Linked DNA regions of Homo sapiens: regions 2 and 3 are each linked to region 1. The links are chromatin contacts, found by Hi-C or POLR2A ChIA-PET in ENCODE. All regions are on one chromosome and are shown on one strand. Each heading gives the region's core, a stretch centred on a gene start or an enhancer-like site at or near the end of the contact. The rest is flanking DNA. Distances are from core to core; before and after follow the strand shown.

Evidence for each region. Hi-C counts contacts between places; a loop is a spot of excess contacts on that map. ChIA-PET counts read pairs that join two places held with the same protein, here RNA polymerase II (POLR2A). Pooled maps may share reads with other maps.
Region 2: a pooled map shows a loop between it and region 1 (2.8-fold over the local background). The contact joins the enhancer-like site here to the promoter of CAPN2 in region 1. A Hi-C loop is called at or near these places in 7 of 50 pooled maps. POLR2A ChIA-PET finds 5 or more read pairs at or near these places in 2 of 52 experiments (A549 and HEK293).
Region 3: a loop to region 1 is called in a map with no recorded cell type, with 5 times the contacts of the local background. The contact joins the enhancer-like site here to the promoter of CAPN2 in region 1. A Hi-C loop is called at or near these places in 1 of 168 maps with a recorded cell type or tissue (mammary epithelial cell), 3 of 37 single-sample maps with no recorded cell type and 9 of 50 pooled maps. POLR2A ChIA-PET finds 5 or more read pairs at or near these places in 2 of 52 experiments (AG04450 and OCI-LY7).

The regions. Positions count from the first base shown.
Region 1 is chr1:223,710,723-223,713,903 of GRCh38, reverse strand. CAPN2 (calpain 2) reads right to left here and starts at 1,365. Exons shown (of 21, transcript NM_001748.5): 1 at 1,027-1,365. The coding sequence starts at 1,263. RefSeq lists silencers at 899-1,018, 1,229-1,618 and enhancers at 728-1,679, 1,719-1,768.
Region 2 is chr1:224,378,350-224,381,546 of GRCh38, reverse strand. CNIH4 (cornichon family member 4) reads right to left here. Exons shown (of 5, transcript NM_014184.4): 5 at 2,095-3,197. Among named protein-coding and RNA genes, the nearest start is that of MIR4742, 18 kb to the left of the region's middle. Within about 2 kb of position 1,351, at least 5 of the 41 ENCODE cell types and tissues checked have a DNase peak (open chromatin) inside an H3K27ac peak, as active enhancers do.
Region 3 is chr1:224,496,397-224,499,622 of GRCh38, reverse strand. It overlaps a transcript of CNIH3 not described here. Among named protein-coding and RNA genes, the nearest start is that of WDR26, 63 kb to the right of the region's middle. RefSeq lists enhancers at 757-1,288, 1,364-1,563, 1,289-1,818. Within about 2 kb of position 1,307, at least 30 of the 41 ENCODE cell types and tissues checked have a DNase peak (open chromatin) inside an H3K27ac peak, as active enhancers do; they include mammary epithelial cell, where a contact is called at or near this core.

The sequences.
Region 1 (3,181 bases), core at 116-2,615:
ACATGGAGGCACAGAGAGGTTAAATGGCTCGTTCAAGGTCACCAGCAGGTTAGCAAGAAGAAGAACCCAAGTGCTCTGAGTCTGGGCTAGGGCGCTTCCTGCAGCCCTTGCTACCTATGGGCTGGATTTAGGGTAACAGAAGGTGACCTGGGAGGCTGCTGGGTGTGGAAGCAGAGCTGGAAGCCTTGTTCTCACAACAGGAATCTAGAAGTTGGACTTCAGGGCAGGCTTTCCTAGGCGTGGTAGGGGAAGCCTGGGGAAGTGTCCCAAAGGAGGAGGAGCCTCAGGGGTTCCCCAAGAAACAGAATGGACAAGTAGATTGGGGAGCACAAGTTGTCCCAGGGCCGGGAGGTCAGAGACCCTGGGGGACGGGATAAGGGGGTCTGGAGGGCTCCCGGAGGTTTCCCGGGTGATTCCCGCCAGGGAAACCATGAGACACCTCCGTGTCCTGGGTTAATTACCAGTGTCAATGTTATGAGGAGGTATCGCTGGCTCCCCTTTGGAAAAATAAATCTAACCCCAGGGCTGCAGGAGACTATCCTTAGTCACAAAATGACCAGGCTATGGCCTGTCCCCCTCCATGAACAGACAGAACCCCAGTTGGAGACGGACTTTGTCTGGTAGATGCTGCCTCTCACCGTCCCTTCCCTGCAGACCCGATTCCCCTTCCCTTCCAGCTCCCCGCTAGAGTCCAATCAAAGTTTCACCCCGGCCTCCTGCATCACCCTGAGTTTTTGTGAAGTCCTAAAGTGGCCTGCTAGTGGGATCTGAGGGCAGTGATTCGCCTCGACCCGCCCAGGAAAGCGTGGTGGGTGGAAGAGAGGGAAGGCCCCGGGAGTCCCCCCACGCTCGAACAGAGTCCCGGGCTCTGGCGGCGCGGAGGTGTCGCAGGACTGCGAGGTCCTGGCTTGCGGCTTCCCCACTGCAGCACCCGGGCTGCCCCCCGCCCCAGCGCGCCGCGGGCCGGCCTGCACCCCGCCCTGCCCGGCACCCCGCCCTGCCCGCGTCCTGCCGCGCGCTTCCTACCGTGGGGCGCTTCCACTCGATGCCCCGGGTTTTGCTGGAGTAGGGCCCCAACTCCTTGAAGCCCAGGGCCGAGGGGATGGCCGGGAAGGACGGGTCCTGGAAGAGCGTCCCGGCCTCCAGGCACTCGTTCCGCAGCGCCTCGTAGTCCTGGTTGAGGTACTTGATGGCCCTGTCGTGGGAGCCCAGCCCCTCGGCCGCCTCCCGGTCCTTCGCCAGCTTGGCCGCGATGCCCGCCATGCTGCGGTCCCGGCGGCCGTACTGCGCAGAGAAAGGTCGGGGCGACTCCGCGCTGCGCTCGGCTGGGGCGCGGCCAGGGCCCGGCGCGCTGCTGCGGCCACTGCGGGCGCCGCCGCTGCGAGCGATGATTCACCGGAGGGAAGCGGCCCGGCCCGCGGGGTGTGGCCTCAGCCGCTCCCGGCCTGCTGGGCTCCCGGCCCGGGACCAGGCCATCCTGCGGCCTGCCGAGCGCCGGGAACGCCGCGACCCGGGGCCGGTGCTGCCATCTGCGGACAGCTCCCGGGATGGCGCGGCCCGGCGCCGGGGAGGCTCGCGAATCGCGGTCCAGAGTTGGGGCTCCCACCGGAACCCGAGGCCACCTTTGCAGCCCATAGGGAAGAAGGCTAGGATAGTTGTGGCCGTCCGGAAAACACCCGGGGAGTTAGCAGAGGGTCAGGTAGTGAAGTCGAGGAAACTAAACCAGCTGCCCTGAACTTTGTGCCAAACAGCGTCTTAACGGCTCTGCATACATCATCTCATTTAATCCTCCCAGCGACTCTGAAGAAGGCGCTGATATTGTCCCCATTTTACAGATGAGAAAACTGAGCCTCGGAGACGCTAAATGACGTCCCCAATGTGGCACAACAGTCACAGGCAGAACAGGGACTCTAAGCCACCGGAGGCCTATTGCAATCACAATGCTGCAATTACTACTGCTCAGCTGTTTATTTGATTATAGATAGGGTTGTCAGATTTGGCCAATAAGGCTGGGTGCGGTAGTTCACACCTGTAATCCCAACACTTTGGGAGGCCGGAGGCAGGCGGATCACCTGGGGTCAGGAGTTCGAGACCAGCCTGGTCAACATGGTGAAATTCCGTCTCTACTAAAAATACGTCGTGGCAGGCACCTGTGATCTCAGTTACTCGGGAGGCTGAGACAGGAGAAACGCTTGAACCCAGGAGGGAGAAGTTGCAGTGAGACGAGATCGCGCCACTGCGCTCCAGCCTGGGTGACAAAGCGAAACTCCATATCAAAAATAAAATAAAATAAAATGATTTGGCCAATAAAACAACAACCCTCCCAAATGTTTAATTTGAATTTCAGATAAACAACAGATACTTTTAAAGTATATGTAGGGCCCAAATATTGCATGGGCATACATACTTATTCTAAAAGAAAATATGATTCATTGTTTACCTGAAACTCATATTTAACTGGCAGGATTAGTTGGGTTACTATAGGGAGAGAGCATTTAGAATACTGCCTGTGTTGGCTACTGTGACCACTCTGTTGTGGAGCTAGGGTGTGATTCTCATCTCACACACAGAGACATGGGTGCGTGCCAAGAAATGCAGATGGGCAGAAATTACCTCCTCTTCTTCTCTACAGTAGTAGGGAAGAATTTGGGTTTCACTGGAAAACTGTGCATGGTCTACAGCAGTGGTTCTCAACTGGGGGCAGTTTTGTCCCCTACCCACCCCAGGAGACATTTGGGAATGTCTGGAGATAGTTTTTATGGTCACAGCTAGGAGATGAGGTGCTACTGGCCTTTACTAAGTAGAAGCCAGGGATGCCGCTGAACATCTTCCAATGTCCAAGATAGCTCTTGTGAACCCAGAAAATCTGAAACAGGTCTCATTTAATTTAGAAAGTTTCTTTTGCCATGGTTGAAGATGCACACCTGTGACACAGGAAGTCCTGAGGACATGTGCCCGAGGTGGTTGGGGTGCAGCTTGGTTTTATACATGTTAGGGAGGCAAGAGCCATCAGTCAAGTACATTTAAGAAATACATTGGTTTGGTTCAGAAAGGCGGGACAACTCAAAGTGGCGGGGGGTGGTGGGTGGGTAGTGGGGGTGGCTTCCAGGATATAGGTAAATATTTAAACATTTTCTGGTTGACAATTGGTTGAGTTTGTCTAAAGGCCCAGGATCAATAG
Region 2 (3,197 bases), core at 102-2,601, 670 kb before region 1:
TGGAGTGCAGTGGTGCGATCTCGGCTCACTGCAACCTCTGCCTCCCAGGTTCAAACAATTCTCCTGCCTCAGCCTCCCAAGTAGCTGGGATTACAGGCACCCGCCATAACGCCTGGCTAATTTTTGTATTTTTAGTAGAGACGGGGTTTCACCATGTTGGTCAGGCTGGTCTGGAATTCCTAACCCTGTGATCCACCCGCCTCGGCCTCCCAAAGTGCTGGGATTACAGGCGTGAGCCACCGTGCCCCATTTTTGTATTTTTAGTAGAGATGAAGTTTCACCATGTTGGCCAGGGTGGTCTTGAACCCCTGCCCTCAAGTGATCTGCCTGCCTTGGCCTCCTAAAGTGCTGGGATTACAGGCATGAGCCACCGCACCCGGCCTGATTGCTCTAATTGTAAAACAGACTCAAGTTTTGTAGAGGGAAACCTCCACAACAAATTTTAATCTTTTTTCAAGAGACAGGGTCTTGCTCTGTTACCCAGGCTAGAGTACAGAGATGTGATCATAGCTCTCTGTAACCTTGAACTCCTGGGCTCAAGCCATCCCTCCACGTCAGCCTCCCAAGTAGCTAGGACTATATAGGTGCCTATATCGGCTAATTTTTTTTTAAGAGATGGGGTCTCACTATTTTGCCTAGGGGTGTCTCGACCTCCTGGCCTCAAGTGATCCTCCCACCTTGTCTTTCCAAAGTGCTGGGATTACAGGCATGAGCCACTGTGCCTGGCCTAGATACTTAATTCTAAGGAATTGCCAGTTTGTGTGACACTGCTCCTCTAGTCGCATGTGTTTTAAGAACCCTTATCTTACAGAGAAACATACTAAAATATGACAGATGTAACAAGGTCTGGGATTTGCTTCAAAATGGAGGGCAGTGGAGGGCAAAGAAGGTGGTAGGTAATGGATAAAAGAAGAATGACTGTAAGTTTATTTTTTTTCTCTGCTGTTTGAATCAGCAAGTATGACCGTAAGTTGATTATTGTACCTGGTAAAATAGAAAATTACCAACTAACACGGGTAAATCCTATTACTCTGTCCCAGAAAGTTGGCAAATTTATATAAAGCTACCCCAGAGGATTCAACCTGCTCCACAGGTCTCTTTCTGATAGATACCAGTGGCAGTCAAATGTGTTACTTTTAATTAAGCAACACGAGAGGTTCAATTCTCACCCAGTTTGCATCCAACCTGTGAAATAAGATCTAGAAAACAGGAATTAAAGTGTATGTTCAACTAACTCACATTCTAACTAGGTGCTAACGTTTAATGGGAACTGATATAGATGAAACCAAGATTGCTCCATAACGGATGTAGCAAACCAAATATACAGCAGAGGAAGCCACAGGCAAACCACTGAGTTCTCTCTCAGCCTGCTGATTCCGACCACCCACCCACTCACTCTTCTCCACCCAGCTTCAGAGGGAAGCAATTAAAAATAAAAGCAGCCTTTACCCAAGAACTTATTAAAGAGCACCTGAGCTCAGAACCAAGTTAGCTCAGTGAACAGTCCCTTCAGCATGTCCAGACCATTATTGTGATTACTGTAGTGAAGAATGATAACCCGAAAGCTTTGAATGACCTTCAGTCATTAGACTGTATTTAACTGAAGCAAAAAAAAGTTACCTTTTCAAAAATTCCTGAAAAATATGGCTTAGATCCAAAAGGCTTCATTTACCAAGAATATTTCAATCTTTGCTATACTACATAGTAAAATAGTATATTTGGTTTAAAGTACATAAACTCAGGTGACAAAGATCCAGATATTGTAGAATTTCAAACTTACCTTCTCTATCTTGCTGCCCTTTTCCATATATTAGAACAAGTTTATTTAGATTTTGGGGACAACTAATTATACCTAGTATATAATATTTCTCACTACTTGACAAAGTATTACCTGTTAGCAAAGCTGATTTCTCCAGTCTCAAGTGAACCAGTTATAGCCATTTCCTAGCCTAGCATGTCAGAATATTTCATAATGTGACTGTCTTGAAAACAAAGATGGTCAACTTTGATTATGTTGCTCCATTGCTGCTTCTCTGACTTAAAGGCCATCAGTTTGACTTCTTGCTGAAAAAGCAATAGAACACCACAATCAGGTTTACTTATTCACTCAACAATCATTTATTGTTTGTGTGCAAGGCACTGTGTTAGGTGCCAAGAGCAGAAGGAAGAAGATACAAATATGAATGGGCATATTCTGCCCTCCAGGAACATACAATCTAAGAGTGATTAATTGCATACAAATAACTGTAATACCAGATAGAATGTGGTAAGTGCCATGGGAGATACTACTATAGGAAGCTTTCTTAGCTCTTAACTTCAAAGACCAGGTCAGGTTTTGTCCTACTGTAGTCTGTGGCAGGCATGAAAAGGCAGCTGAGGGGACCTGCTAGGCTTTGATGAACTGAGCTGCATCTTGGATTTCGCTTCCTCTTCTTTCTCAGCCGAGGTTACGGTGATTAGCAAGGGCAGTTGCTACCACTGAAAGGATAGAAGGAAAAAGGCAAGGGAAAATGATACGTACTAAGATGCACATAGGAGCACTCGATAGTAGTCTATGGACCGGGCCCTGGGTACTGCCATTATAGAGGGAAGGGGAAGAGGAGTGGTAAGGGAGAGAGAACACTGGACTAAGCCTCAGCATTCAGATGTTCCCAGTTACAACACCCTGAACGATCTCTAGGCCTCAGCATTCAGATGTTCCCAGTTACAACACCCTGAACGATCTCTAGGCCTCAGCATTCAGATGTTCCCAGTTACAACACCCTGAACGATCTCTAGGCCTCAGCATTCAGATGTTCCCAGTTACAACACCCTGAACGATCTCTAGGCCTCAGCATTCAGATGTTCCCAGTTACAACACCCTGAACGATCTCTAGGCCTCAGCATTCAGATGTTCCCAGTTACAACACCCTGAACGATCTCTAGGCCTCAGCATTCAGATGTTCCCAGTTACAACACCCTGAACGATCTCTAGGCCTCAGCATTCAGATGTTCCCAGTTACAACACCCTGAACGATCTCTAGGCCTCAGTTTATCTTTGGGATGAGGGAGTTAGACAAAATGATCTCTAAGGTCCTCTACAACTCTCCAATCAATGAAAAGGGGAGAACATTTATAGCATCTTAAACATGGCTTTTTAAAGTCAGTGCTTTTATCCCCCTTTCATGATTTGTAGAAGTGCCCCTAAAAAAATTGTT
Region 3 (3,226 bases), core at 58-2,557, 790 kb before region 1:
AAAGGCTTTCCTTGCCCCATTCTAAGGCATTAGACTTTATGCAGGCAGTAGGAAATCCCATTGAAAACTGTTGAGGAGGGAGGTGGCACATCAAATCTGTTTTAGGAAATTGATGGCAGGATGAAAGATAGACTGGAAGGGAGAGGGATTAGAAGCAAACCAACAAAAACAACGATTGATTAGTCATGAGTCTCGGCTGGTAAAGGACATTTTATCAAATATCTCCAGATGTCCACATGGCCTGGAGTGGGGAAGAGTAAGAAAGCAGAGATACCTATGGCAACCTCTCTTCTTATCAGAACCAATGGCCTGCCCTTCACCCTTAAGAGCTTAGTGTATACAGCAGAGAGTCCAAATCCTAATACTGTATTACAATACCTCAGAAGGCTACCCAGTTGTCATAGAAGCTTCAAACAACAGGAAATTTTTAATTTTAAAACAAAGTCCATTTTAATTTAAATTTTTAACTAACATTTTTAAAAGGCGGGGAGTAGGATACAACCCCAAAACAATAAGCTTTAACGGAGTGTCTTCACTACCAAAAGTTTGTGAATCACTGATCTAAATCATGGCACTCCCAGCACCCCTTCCCGGAGCGGGTGCCAGTCCTGGCATGGGTTCCCAGCCCTCTGGGGAGCTACTGGTGTGCTAAAGCTTTGCAGTGCCTGCGGACAGGAAGAGGCTCCAGAGCTCCCAGAGCTCCCATCCTCAGATCCACAAAAAAATGCGAATCTCTCCTAGAGCAATGTAAGTGTCTTGATTCCTCTTCCTGTCGCCTTTCCCCGCTGCCCTTTCTGCTGCACTGTTGCAGCACTGGGCTGATGACGCCAGGGCAGTGAAGGTTCCTTGCCCCCCGCATCTTCCCCTGTGCTGAAGCAGCGCATGGTAACCTGGCTGCCCGTGTTCTGATGCATTCTCCATTCTTTCCCACAGGCACACTCCCACCTGCATTCCAAACTGACTGTTTCATTTACATAATTCCAATAGCTTTCACTGCCAGCTTCCTGTTTTTGTAAACTCATGTAGAATTTTTTAGTTTCATAAGAAACAAGGGCCCCAGCTCACAATCACCCTCTACCAACATAGTTTATCTGCATCAAAGAAGACAGGGAAGCTTCTGTCCATTGGTTTCCCTTCTTATTTTAGAAATAGAAGCTTAAAAAACACCCCAGTGGTTTCCAATCCAGAGAGTTGCATATAAGCTTTTGACTTTACTGGTTACTGGCTTCCTGTTAACTGAAAGAAGTTTCAAGCTGAGTCAGAGAAGAGAACCGGGCCCAGCAGTGATTCATTAGTGTTGCTAATGACACCCCTACCGCCACCACCATCACTGCTGCTTTTGCTGGGGCTGCTGGGGCCTCCATGTTAGCCTAATCCTAAGAGAGCAAGAAACTGAAGCCATTGTCCTGATTTTCTCTTCCAGATGGCATTGCAGTGGCAGCAGTGAGCACAGGCCAAGCAAGACTGGCCTTGAGATGAGGAGGCCAGATGGGCCCTGAATCAGGGTGGTTTCAGGATGCCCAGGAAGGCACTGCTGCTGCAGAATAACTTCCCCCTCTCCCTGCCCTCCCTTTGCACAGTGCCTGAAGATTCTTCCTCCTTCTGAGCTTTTCTGGTCTTCCTGTAAGATACAAATACAGCTTAAAAGGGCTGCTCATACCCTAATATGATTAATGTGATGAGCTCACTTTGGAAAATACTAATCACTTGAGACATGCAGATGGAAGAGATGCTGAATTATAACCCAAAAGACTACCAGGCCAGAAAAGACAGTCAGGAAAGAGATGCAAGTGTCAACTACTTCTCAGTTTTGCCCAGATCCGGGCTTCACTGCAGGGTCATAGTCAGGAGCATCTGACCACCATACAGCCAGCAGTGCAGGAAGTGTTCAGCACTCTTCAGCCATGACTCTAGTTTAGGGATTTCTCTCAGTGCCAAGATCCTCCTGGAGGGCTCCAACAAACAGCAACACATAAAAAAAGTTGCTTTAGAAATGCATCTATAACAACAAAGGGTTCCCAACCCATATTCTTGCAGCTAAGTCTGTCATATGCATTATCTTATCTAATCTTCACAGCAACCTAGGAAACATCACTTCTCCTGATTCTACAGATGAACAGTGAAGATGATGCCACAAGTAAATTTCTGACTTAAAATATCATATTCCATCACAGTATAATTGATTAATTCCTAGACTTTAAAAATCAACATATCATTCACATAACATAAAATCTATCATTTTTTAAAGTAAACATAAAATCTATCATTTGTTAAAGTATACAGTTCAGTGGTTTTTAGTATATTCACTATGTTGTGCAAACATCACCACTAGCTAATTCTAGAACATTTTCATCACCCCAGGAAGAAATCTTGTACCTATTAGCAGTCACTCCCAATTCCTCCCTATGCCTCTCTCCCTGACAACCACTCCTCTACTTTCTGTCTCTATAGATTTGCCTATTTGAACATTTCATATTAATGGAATCATAAAATGTAGTTTTTTTGTGACTGGCTTCTTTCACTGCATGTTTTCAAGAGTCATCCATGTTGTAGCATATAATAGTACTTCATTCCTTTTTATGGCTGCATAATATTCCATTGTATGGATATACCACATTTTGTTTATCCATTCATCCATCAAAGAACACTTGAGTTGCTTCCCCCTTTCAGCTATTGTGAATAACGCTGCTATGAACATTATTGTACAAGTTTTTGTGTGGACATATGTTTTCAATTACCTTGGGAATTCCTAGAGTTTTTATATATCTGAAAACATAGGTAAGTCTAAAAGAAATGAGTATCAGCTATGGTATTGCATTCATTACAAGGTATTTATAATATGCCTGTTTTCAATAAGGATTTGCAGTATTCCCACCATGATATCCTATGCCACCTGTAGTATTGTACCCGTCACACTGAGTCTGTTTCCACAACTGCATGGAGTGCTCTTTGAGGGAAGGGACCCATCCTGTTCACTGTAAACAATTTCTTAAGTATAAGTCGCTACCTGTCTGTGAAGCAGCAGCACCTTCCTGGGCATGCTGAAACCACCCTGATTCAGGGACCATCTGGCCTCCTCATCTCAAGGCCAGCCTTGCTTGGCCTGTGCTCATACTGCTATACCACCTGGAAGAGAAAATCAGGAGGCTTCAGTTTCTTGCTCTCCTAGTATCAGGCTAACATGGAGGCCCCAGCAGCAGCAGGAGCGATGGTGGTAGCAGAAGGG